Regions from separate parts of the Mus musculus genome. Here region 1 is linked to region 2. Evidence: chromatin contacts called from ENCODE Hi-C or POLR2A ChIA-PET data. All regions are on one chromosome and are shown on one strand. The core of a region is the stretch at or near the end of the contact, and the rest is flanking DNA. Distances in the headings are between cores, read along the strand shown. Region 1 holds the start of Esyt3 (extended synaptotagmin-like protein 3). Region 2 holds the start of Cep70 (centrosomal protein 70).

What was found. A loop is a pair of places that touch in the nucleus more often than their neighbours do. ChIA-PET counts read pairs that join two places held with the same protein, here RNA polymerase II (POLR2A).
Region 1: POLR2A ChIA-PET joins it to region 2 with 11 read pairs in embryonic stem cell. The contact joins the promoter of Esyt3 here to the promoter of Cep70 in region 2. A Hi-C loop is called at or near these places in 2 of 37 maps with a recorded cell type or tissue (Patski and T-helper 1 cell). POLR2A ChIA-PET finds 5 or more read pairs at or near these places in 3 of 5 experiments (Patski and embryonic stem cell).

Annotation. Positions count from the first base shown.
Region 1 is chr9:99,355,957-99,361,580 of GRCm38, forward strand. It overlaps Esyt3 (extended synaptotagmin-like protein 3), which reads right to left and starts at 2,574. Exons shown (of 23, transcript NM_177775.3): 1 at 2,095-2,574. The coding sequence starts at 2,433.
Region 2 is chr9:99,240,641-99,247,035 of GRCm38, forward strand. It overlaps Cep70 (centrosomal protein 70), which reads left to right and starts at 2,701. Exons shown (of 18, transcript NM_023873.4): 1 at 2,701-2,850; 2 at 5,627-5,726. The coding sequence starts at 5,718.

The DNA of each region.
Region 1 (5,624 bases), core at 1,324-3,823, 120 kb after region 2:
TCGTCCTGCATGAGACTGGTCGAAAGGCCACATTTGCACCAAGCTGTGCATCCTTCCCAAGGGTTCATGGGAAAGTAACCTCTCTAGATTTGTTTCTGAGGAGCCCCAGGCGTTCTGTCAGCCAGCTCTCTACACCAGGAAGTACCCTAGAAGACCCCTAGGCTCCACCCTCACTCTGCAGGCCACAGGCAGCTATAATCCCTCTCCAGCAGCTCATCTCCTGCCACGCCCACTACTGCCAGGTTCAGTAATTTTCTCAGCTGGGTTCTCTACCCCTTTCATTCCCAGCTCCTCCCCTTCTGTAGGGTCTTTTGAAATCTTGCACCTTCTGCCCCAGTGCTTGCCCTCTCTCGGCCCTGGCCATCAACCCTGACCATGTCAGACAGGCTAAGCACACACCACGTCCCAGAGTTCCCAGTCCATTCCTCTTGGCTGTGTTCACAAGCCTCTCTAGGTCCACAGAGCCTGGCCTAGCATCACCACCTTAATCCCAAAGCTTACTTAGGAGCTGGTCCGGAGAGTCAGCAACCACAGCAGCTAAGAGTCTGGAAAACCTAGGCTGAGGTAAGACCCTCTTGAGGGCAGATGACTGTGGCCCTGATGTGAAAATCAGTAAGGTGTCCACTGTAAGCCTCTGACCCCCTGATTAGAACCTAAGCAAGTTCCTGGGTCTAATTTCCCCAGGACCTCCATGACAATTACCAATCATGCACCCTTCTCCCACCTGAGGCTGGCATCCCTGAGAGATACCATCCTCCTGTGTGTTCCATGGCCAGCTGGATCAGACCTGTACCCATCTCTTCCACTCTAGGAACAGTACCCACTAAAGTTCCACCGTGTGTATCCTTATCCACAAGCGTTTGGCCCCCTCGACCCAAATACATATACTCCTGTCTACAAAGCTTTCCTGCTGAGTCACACATTAGTGCTATGGGATAAACCGAACCTTCTCTCCCAAAATGCACGTGTTCTGTGTCCCAGAACCTCAGAATGTGACTGCATTAGAGAACATCTTGACAGATCTAAGTTTAAATAAGCTCATTAGAATGGATTTGAATGCCTTGATACTCTTGTATGCAAAATAAACACTTGGGCACAGGTACACAGAGGGAAGTCAGAAGTCAGCCGCGGGCAGAAGAGAGAGAGAGATAGCAGACTCAGAATGGACCCCTAGATATGGTGATCTTGAACTAATCACCTACAGGATACTAAGTTTCTGTTGTCCAAACCACCACATCTGTGGTACTTTGCTGCAATGGCCTTAACAAACTACATACAGGCAAGACTTAATTTCCAAATGAGATTAATAAGCCATGCTAACGTTCTCTTCTCAATCACAGACAGGTGTGATGCTCATAGATTCAGCTGCGTTTTAGAGTTCAGGCCACACGCAAAACATTCAAGCCAGCCGAAATTAGGAGTCTGGGGGGGCCTCCGCATATCTCCCCTGGGAGTCTGAGATACAAGATACTCAGGGAAGCAGAAGCCTCCAGCTCCAGGGGGCAGATCTGTCACACACTAACCCTCTGAAACGGACTCCTTTGGTCAATGTTTGCGAAACATCCAATCCTAAACGTCCTTGTTCCCCACCCGAGGAATTAAGCTGGGGGTACAGATTTTGTTTTTACGTGAACCAGGTGGGGTTCTCAGGACCAGATGCATTTGAGAAACCATAGCCATGCCAACCGCCACCAGGAAGCGGGTTTGTCTCTGGACTACGAGTGTGCACACGGCCCGCTCAAGCCCATGGCATAAGAAGGGAGAGGACAGTGGTCCACGCAGTATCCCGGCTTGCTCTGCGGAGCACTCCTGCCAGCTCTCGGCTGAAGGCGACCAGAGCCCTGTGCTCCTGTCACTGCTGTATGTGTCTATATACGTGTCACGCCCTTCGCTAGTTCTTAAATCAACAGGCGGGTGGAAGAAGCGCCCTGTTTCCTACGCGAGCAACTTTGCGGAGTCCTGGACGCCCAGTTTTGATCCTGGGTGTGTCCCACCTCCGACTCTTCTCTGAAGCCCGGCCCTTGCGTGAAGACCCGGGAGTACGCCCCAGCTCCCCCCTCGGAAACCCACAGCCCTCCGCCGGGCCCGGCTTACCCAGGCTGGCAAATGCTGGCCCCGCAGCTCACGGCTGATGAACTCGCGCTCGTGCTCCAGGAATTCGAAGGCGGCCTCCAAGCGCCCCAGCTTCCCGCGGCGGTTCCGGCGCCACCACATCCAGAGCAGGGCGCCAAGCAGCAGCCAGGTGACGCTGAGCCCCAGGTAGCCCGCCAGGTAGACCGGTGCCAGGTAGAAAAGGACGCGCGCCACGAAGCTGTAGAGCTCGGGCAGTAGCTGGCCCGACAGGCGCGGTCCGGGGTCCCGCGAGCGCTGGCCTCTCTCCGGGACGTCAGGACCGCCGGGCGCGCTCGGGGCGCAGGGCTCCTCCGGCTGCATCTCGCTGTCGCCGGCTTGTCCTCTCTAGAAGCTTCACCCCAGCTCAGGTTGGTGCACCCCCTATGCCGGCGCACATCTGTCCTCAAGGCACGAGGACTCCGCAGCCGCGCAGCTCCTGCTCCGCCAGCCTCTCCAAGCTCTGAGCTCGGGTTCTACCAGCTCCGGACTGCGGAGTCTGGGCATAAGGCCAGAGGGGTGGAGCTCTGGCAGGCAGGGAAATCCGGAAGTCTCCGCCACCAGGGGCGTGCCCAGGTGAAAAGGGGCGGGGTCAACCCGATGAGGCCTTGAGGGCATCCTGGGATCCCACTGTCTGGCATAAATGTCAACAGAAGGGGTGCAGTTGTCATTTGGGGTGAGCTAAGCGTTACTCTTCACATCAACCCAACACGGGTAAACATCACCTAAAACCTGTTCCTTACACACAGTATCATCTGGACTTTTTGCGGGGTGTCCTAGGCCAGCACTGCGTTGGATCTGACCCAAAGTCTGGGACCACTCCCAGCTGGTCCTTAAAGCCTTGCTTTTCTCTCTTAAACTATTTGTTACTTAAGCCATCTGGACCCAGCTCCCAGCACAGTCAAACTGAGCTTAGGGACCATTCTCTACCCCACCCCCACTCCCATCCTCAGCGTCATTTTAAAAACCCTGTCTGCAGGGGAGTTGGTCAGTGCCTTTCCTTTCTGGGACTGGGAGCGTCCAGGAAACCGGCCATCTTCACTCATAGTCATTTACTCTCTCTTGGTGCACCCAGAGAGGGCAAGCGACCTGCGAATGGAAAAAGAAAGAGGAAGCCAGCCTTGAGGTGCTTCGGAATCTATGAGCCTTCTGCTTTCGTGTCGCCCAGGCCGAACGATCAGACCAAGAGAAGCAAGGCTCCGTAAATTCAGACAGTGACTCACCTTGCGGATGGCACAGATTGTAGGCGCCTATACAGGAGATCACAGAAATGGACGGATGGTGAGACAGAGTCAAGAGGAGAACAGGCCTGATTTGGGGTAATTTCATTCTCTTTCCACAATCGTTGAAAGGCTTAGCCCCATGAACAATCAAAAGATGAGTGTGTTCTCTTTCTTGCACCCTTCCCCGCTTCCTATCTCTTCCTCTGGATAAAATTACTTGCTGCAAGGGGTTGGAGAGATGGCTCCTCGGCTAGAACTCTTACTGCTCAAGCAGAGGACACTAATTCAGGTCCCAGCACATACAAGAGGCTCGCCAAGTTCAAATAACTCCAGCTCCAGGGGATGGTCTTGGATACCACATTCATACATATAATTTTAAATTAAGAATAAATCTCCAAAAACTTATTTATCAGAGTAAGGTTTTACAACAATGGGAATGCTGCCGGAGGTCAGAATACCTGAATCTCCTTCCTCTGCTCTTGGTCATCTTCTTCTCAGGCTACCCTGGGATATCAACCACAAAGCCCCTCCTTCCAAGTGCCTTTGAAGAGTCCGCTGCATTCAAATCTTACTAAAGTTTCTGAGAAGTCCTACAGACAAAGGCTGGTAAACAGAATTTAACCCTATGTTGCTCTAATGATTCCCTATGGAACCCATTCCTCAAGACATTTCTCTCTTGATTGGCGCAGCTCAACAGAAGCTAACAGGCTTCTGAGGCTATGTGTCAGGGACCCAGAGCTGTCTCCAGCAAGGCGAGGCAGAAGGAACACTTGGGATACACAGATCGAGATATTACCTGTCAGGGCTCTGCTCCTCACCCGAGTAGAATGTTGTCCCTTCCCGCCACTGTGCAGCCCTGCAGGAACAGGTCCTGGTTAGACTGCCAAGCTCCCGGGGAGAGGTCATCCCTTTGTCTTTCGCGCTCACAGGCCCACACCTCCTTACCACCTGACTCAATGTGTTTGCACAGAGTGTGGAAGATGCACACGTGAGGGAGAGTTGCAAAGACAGTGGCTGGCTGTGAGTGCAATGTTCAATGTCCAACGTGAGACCCGTGACATCCTTTGGGACTTTATTGCCCCAGCGGGATTGTTCTCTCTGTTCCCAGACACACCAAGTTTGTTCAACATCAAAGCTTTCAGGTTCCTCTCTGCAGAATGGCCTCCTCCTTAGTCTTCCATAGAGTACAGTAGAGGTGAGGATGTTACTCGATGTTTTCCATTCTACCAAACCCTGTTTATAACAACAAACTGCTTTCCTAAGTTAACTGTAAGAGACTATTGAGAATATGGCATTAAAATCTTATACACACACACACACTTGAGGTCATGTTCGAGCTGAGAATGTAGCTGCTATCCCGTCTCCTCACCAGGATCTAGTTACAATGTTCCATGAAGGCTGTCTGGGGATTGGCTGCAGCACACTCCAGGCGGAAGCCTGCCTTCCAGGACTTGTGCTGCACCCATTTGAGAGATCATCACACCACACATCTGCTCTGCAGAGAATGGCAGCTTCAATGGTGACTGGCTACTGTCACACTTGAACCACAGCCTCCTAGTGGCTAAAGTCCTAAGCCTTGTTGAGGGAGAATGCTCACAGCATTTATGTAAAAACCTGGGCGCAAGCAGCAAATATCTATAACCCCACCATTGGGGGTGGGCAGACACAGGTAAGTAAACCCAGCCAGCCTAGCCAAAATCATGTTTCAGGTTCATCGAGAGAGCCTGTCTAAAATAAATTTTTTTAAAAATCCAAAAAACAAATAAATAAAATACAGTGAAAGTGCAGGGTAAGGTAGCACACCTGATTTGTACAGTGAGTTCTGAACCATCAGAGAGACACATCGAGACCCCATACATACATACATACATACATACATACATACTATATAAGAAAGATGCAAATTCATGAAGGAAAACAACCAAGCTGGACCTTTTGCTTCCACAAACACAGAGACAGACAGACAGACAGATGCACCGGCACATACACACTCACACAAACAACTACACACTACACACATGCACACAAACAAACAACTACACACCACACACTAAACACACACACACAGAGGAAATCTGTGCATAGAGATACAGAGGAAATGATGGAAGGGAAGCTACATAAAGACTAAAGTAGAAACTGGACTGATGTAGCTACAAACCAAGGGATGGATGCTGGCAGCCAGCAGAAGATAAGAAAAATCAAAGAAAGAGGCTCTGGTTTCAGGCTACCAGGGTCTTAAAACAATATGTAAGACGCCTAAATTATGTAACTTTGTAACATGATCCTCTGAAA
Region 2 (6,395 bases), core at 1,451-3,950:
GAGTCATTTATTATCTACCTACCAGGACTACATGGCAGGAAATCATGTCTGAACAAGGCACCACAAAAGGTCTTGAACTTAAACACGAAACGTCCTTGTTCTGGCTGACTGAGCTTGCGGCTTTGTTCTAAGTCTCAGATTGCTTTCCTGGTTTTTCAGGAAGTATCTGAATGATGGTTAGCTTCATAAGCTGCTTCTCACCAATTTGACCACAGACACTATCGCTTTAAGAGAGCAGCTGGAGATGCATTCACCACAAAACAAAACATGAGATAGGTCATATGTTTATGCTTTGTTTTGGGTCTCTTCTTTAAATGGGTTGGCTGATTTTCCAAATTTGGTATTGTCTGTCTATCTATCTATCTATCTATCTATCTATCTATCTATCTATCTAAATATCTATTTTTTCAAGGCAGTGTTTCTTTGTATACCCCTGGCTGTCTTGGAATGTACTCTATAGACCAGACTGGCCAGAACTCAGAGATCCACTATTTCTGTTTCCCTAGTGCTGGGATTAAAGGTGTGTGCCACCACTGCTCAGCTAAATTTAGTTTTTAAACAACAATGAAGACTGAAACAAAATAATGGAAGAAGCACTAGCACTTTGGAAACCATTTAAAAATGTGGCGCCTCCTTTTTACTTTCTGGGATTTAGGCTTGAGCCACCTCTTCATCTCCCTGGCAATTACTGATCAGGAGGTAGGGTATATCTGGCAGGTCCAACTGGCTCAATAAAACAAACAAAAACAAAACACAAAACTGGAGAAGTTTCTATAGGAAAAGAAAGTATGTGGTCTTGGTTGCTCCAAGTAGGCAGCTGGAAAATAAGTATGAATTTATCATGTTTTCAACAGCACAGACTAATAGCAGCTGGACCCACTTAACCATTGAAATTGGTTTGAAGCCGGGCATGGTGGCGCACGCCTTTAATCCCAGCACTTGGGAGGCAGAGGCAGGCAGATTTCTGAGTTTGAGGCCAGCCTGGTCTACAAAGTAAGTTCCAGGACAGCTAGGGCTACACAGAGAAACCCTGTCTCAAAAAACCAAAAACCAAAAAAAAAAAAAAAAAAAGAGATTGGTTTGAATTAATCAATGTCAACGTCTCCGTCTCCCTCCTCTAGGGTTTGTGTTGTGTGACCTAATCAATTGCTTTATTGTTTAAGGCAGTTTGAATTAGTTGAGTTTTTTGTTTGTTTGTTTGATTTTTATTACTCACATCAAAAGTAATTCTAACCCACGGATGTTTGGCCTATGGGTTGGCTCAGAAGATTGGGAAAGTCACCCTATTGTTCTGGAAAAGGTAAGCAGTTAGATTGTCTTAGGAAGCTGAAAATGAAAATCTGTCAGCTCCGTAGTGTGAATATCCAGATATAGAAAGGGAAGGAAGGGGCCATGAGGGGGAATAGAGGGATTGGGATGTGTTTGCAGAGAACACACACAGTTTAGACTCACTGTGTGCCTAAACGTGGGCTTGAGAGCAGTACTCTCTTAAGAGATGTGCCCTTGGACCACCCAGAGAGAGTCACTTTAGTTGATGTATTAGGGTCACTAAGACCCTGATGGGACTTGCATTTCCCAAGTCCTTCTGGAAATGCCTGTTGTCAATACCGCCACCGTGTGGCTGTAAGTTGCAAGGACAACGATGGTAGATTCCTGAAAACTCGAGGTCATCCTTTAGACTGCGAACATGATTTTTTTTCCCTTACATATTTTGGATTTCTTAACCCACTTTTGGTTTTTGAAAAGAGTGGAGAAGGACCTTCGTTTTATTTTTTTCCTTGAGCCAAGGCCTCCTGTAGCTTCCGGTGGTCTTGACTTTTGCTATAAAGCCAGGGATGACCTTGAACTCCTGATCTGCCTGTACCTCCTAAATTCTGGAATTACAGGCACGTGTCAGCTCGCCTGTCTTAGGCCGTGTTGAAGAATCAAACCCAAGGGCTTCCCGGACGCTGAATTCTACCAACTGATCTACATCTCCAGTCCCTCTTCCCCACCAGGTTTAGAATCAGTCTTAATTATTTCTCAGCGGACAGTTGGTTCTCCCTCCTGGCTATACATTAGAATCACTTCGGGGAACCATATAAACTCTGGACGTGTGGGCCCCACTTTAGAGATCTTGACTTAATTAACCTGGAGGCCCATAGATCGTTTTCAAGGCTTTTCAGCTTATCTAAAGTTGAAGCAAGAGTTGTGCCTCATGTCCTTATGTAATCTTTTATCTCTGTAGCCACAAACCCTTTATTAACCAGTCTTATCAGTGTCTAACAGGAGCCCAAACTGCCTATCTAGACTGAGCTTCGTCAGGCAGGCATCTCAGTTCTTCGTAGACCTTTGAAAATATTCAAGGAGAAGGTGAAATGTTATCAAGAAATGCTTATTGGGGTTGCCCCGTGCAGACAGTTCCTGAAAAAGGCTCGCAGTCAGGGCGTGAGGGGGAGCTGTAGGGAGCGCAGGCATCCAGTGATAATAAGGCAGCCCCGGCCTCACTTTCACTTGCAACCGCAAATGTGTGTATTTCTAGCTTCTCGGGGATCAAAGAAACACCATGGTGACTGAGCGACTATCAGGCGGAGCGTCCAGGAAGTGTCAAAGCGCCTGCTACAAAGTAGCCGCAGCAAGTCCGGGTCCGGTGGGAGTGGAGGCGGGAAGAAGCCCCGCCCCGTGGGCGGAGCTAACGATAGAGCGCGGCGTGGACCCGCCTTCCCGGCGCGCCAGGTGGTGTTGTCCCGCCCCGCTGGGAGGCCATCGACTGCGTCAGTTCGATTGGTCAGCCTGGCTGCGCTAACGGTCGCGTAGGCGGGGCTTAGGCCGCGGGGGCGAGCGCGGTGGAAGCCACGGGCTGTGACCGAGGTGAGTGGCGCTTGGGGTCGCCGAGGACTTTACGTGGGCCCCCTTCAGGTGCACGCCCAAAGGTGGCTTCTCCGGAATCCGGAGCGTCCCACTCACCAGCCAGGGCCCTCAGAATGGAGTCGCCCCGGCTCCTACGCGCTAGCTAGGAAATGCGCGTGCAGGTGTGGGCGTGGACCTCCCTGCGGGGAGCCCGCCCGTCGCTTTGTGTCCCTCGCTCCTCACTCAACCTCTTCTCCCAGCCGAGTGTTGAAGGTGTGCGACCTGGTAGAGGAAGCAGGAACTGAGCTTAGACTCCTACATGGAATCGGCTGGGTTCCGGGCTAGCTCCAGTTCTCTTTGCGGCGCTGTCAGGTGATAGCGATTTGGAGCCAAGTGGGAGATCGCGGAGTAAAGGGTAGGCGAGTACCCCTCCTGTCAGACTCATTACAAATTTAAGGACTCCGCCTTTATGTGGGTCCACGTTGATTAATGTGAAAAACACAGCAAAGCCTAATCAAGGTTCCCACTATTATCAACTAATCAATAATTGTTCACGCCACGGTGCAGACGTAGAGAAAGAGGACAACCTTGGGCGTCGGTCATTGCCTCTACCTTGTTTGAGACAAGGTCTTTTGTTTTTCTGCATACTGTAGGGGATGGAGGGGAGAGCTGCAGAGTCCGATCTCCCTACAGGAGGCCCGGGGTTACAGAATTCTCGCCTCCTGTGGATTCTGAGGATTGCTTCTCAAGCTTTCTTGGGACAAGTGCCTTTACCCACTGAGCTGTCTCTCTAGCCTGCCACTTTATTTTGTAATCATATCAGCGCTGCAGGCATTGGTTTCAATCTTGTGCATTGCATGGATTTTTGTAAATAGTAAATAGCTAGTAAATGGTAAACCGTGAAGAGCAAGTTGCAATGTTGTTGGAATTGAATTGTTGATTCACGTTAAGGCAAGGTTTCATGCAGGCCGTCTGAGGACGACATTGAATTCCTGATCCTCCAACCTCTGAAATGCTGGGGTTACAGCTAAACACCACCACACCCAGCTATTATATTTATGGGGGTTTTGTTTTTTTTTTTTTTTTGTTTTTGTTTTTTGTTTTTTGAGGCAAGATTTCTTTATGTAGCCTTGGCTGTCCTGGAACTAGCTCTCTAGACCCAGCTCACCTAGAACTCACAGAGATCCTCCTGCCTCTGCCTCCTGAGTGCACACCACCATTGCCTGGCTATAAAATTTTAGTATGTGTTGTATTTTAACAGATCCTCAGATACCTACAGGGCAATTAATGAACTGTTGTGAAACATGGATGGACTGTGTCAAAATATACACTTTTCCCCCCATGATGGCTGTCACTTGTACTCACACTCCCAGGGCTGAGAGGGATGGGTTGCCTAGGCTAGTTCTAGGTCAGCCAAGGTTCTGTTTCAAACATCTCCAGTTTCATCTTTTTCTCATTTTGTTTTTCTCTTATCTTCTTTTTCTCTTATTTTCCTTTTCTCTCTTTTCTTTTTCCCCACCCTCCTTTTCTTGAGACAAGATCTTGCCATGTTGTCCAGGTTGTCTTGGAAGTCACTATGTAGACCAGTTTGGCTTTGAACTTACAGGAGTCCACTAGGATTTGCTTCCTGAGTGCTGGGAATAAAGGCATGCATCACCATCCGCCACTAAACATTTTTACCACTTTTAATTATGTGCGTGTTCATGTGTACAGGTACTCGTGGGGGCCGAGGAGTTGGATCTCCTGGAGCTGGAGTCATAGGTGGTTGTGAGCTGCCAGGCGTGGGTGAAGGGGATTGAACTCTGGTCCCCTGTAAGGGATAACATGCTCTTAGCACTGTGCTGTTTCATTTCTGTTTGTTTTTGTTTTGGTTTTGGTTTTTTTGTTTTTGTTTTGAGACAGGGTCTCTCTATATAGTCCTGGAACTCACTGTGTAGACCAGGCTGGCCTCGAACTCACAAGATCTGCCTGCCTTTGTCTCCTGAGTGGTAAGATTAAAGGTGTCTACCACTGTGTTTGGCTTCTTTCTTTTCTTGAGATAGGGTTTTACTATGTAGCCTGGGCTGTCTCATATCCTTCCTAAGACCCAAAGCTGGGAATTATGGGTATGTGATTTTTTTTCTCCTTTTTGTAACACTTGGCTTTATTTGCCACGTGGCTAAACGACATCCGTCCTCTACTTCCTACTCTAGGAGTCCTGTGTGTTAACAACACTCTGTAAAGGTTCTGCCTTGGCCCTAGGATGCCGTTATTTTTTTTTTTTTCCTGTGACTTTCAAGGTTCCAAAGCCGTGTCTTGTTAATAGCCTGGATGGGGAAAAGATTACTACAGACGATTAGCATGTTTGCATTAATAGGTAATACTTTGTGTCAATTTGTAATAATTGGAAGTGTGCTCTTGAAAAAGCTTACAGGTTTTTACTATGACTTTTTAAAGAACACTTTCAGAACTCAGAGAACCTTGGGGGTTACAGGGGGTGGGGGCTTGATCACGGGTGTAAATAAGTTCTCTGCTTCCTGCTTTTACTTGAGTACACTTGCAAGCAAGGATAACTACCCTTGAAGGCCACATATCAGAATGATAGATTTGAATATCCTGCACATGTTTCAATAAAGCAATAGGAGGAAGGACAAGGGGGAAAGGAAGGGGGGCATCTGTGGAAAAAGCTGTTCGTTCTTGTTGCAGTTTTCAGGCTGTGGTTATCGGTACCATAGATACCGGCCTTGAGAATAACTCGACCATTTCTGTGACAGGTTGAACATTTCAAGGCTTTGGCTTGTATCTTTTTGAAACCTAGATCAAGATCCACTTCCGGACATGAGACTCATTGGGTGATCATTTTATTGAGATTAACTTGAACGACAGGTGTAAACAACAAAGGAATCACTATGACTGAGGTATGTCCAATATAATAGATGACATGTTTTTTTTCCAATTGAGGAAAGATCATAAAAAAATTTATTGGTTATTGTGATAAATGGTGTTACATGCTTCTTGTCTACCTGATAATTCTCTCAAATAATATTAATAGTTTAAACTCAGTAAGAAAACTGAATTTTAACGAAGTTAAATAGATGGCACCTCTGTCCTGTGAGGTATGCACTACTCTGTGCTCTTTGTGTATCTTTGAGTCTTCTCGTCTCTGCAGTGCTTCTGGGAGGTAAGTACTATTATTCCTTTGTTTTTTCTTCATGAAACCAAAGCACAAAAGCATTAGTATTCCCTGACTGTATGTCAGAATCTCCAGGCAGTCTAATTATAGGATATATACGAGCTCTCTTTTGGTTAGTGTTGATTTGTTTGCTGTTAAGATTTGGCAGGCCTGTCCCCAGTTGCTGTCTGTGAGCTTTTGTGTTTATAGAAATCTTGGATAGGTAAATAGCAGTTTCCTTAGCATTGAAGCCTGGCCCCTCAGCCTTAGGGACTAAAGGCTGAAGACTCCACCTTTGGAACGCCAGCACCGAGCAGAGCAGCTACAGTTAAGCTCCTGAGCTGTGGCTCCTTAACTGTGATCTTGAACTCTCCCAGCTCCTGGGACTTGCAGTCCTCCTGGCCTCAGCGCCTGC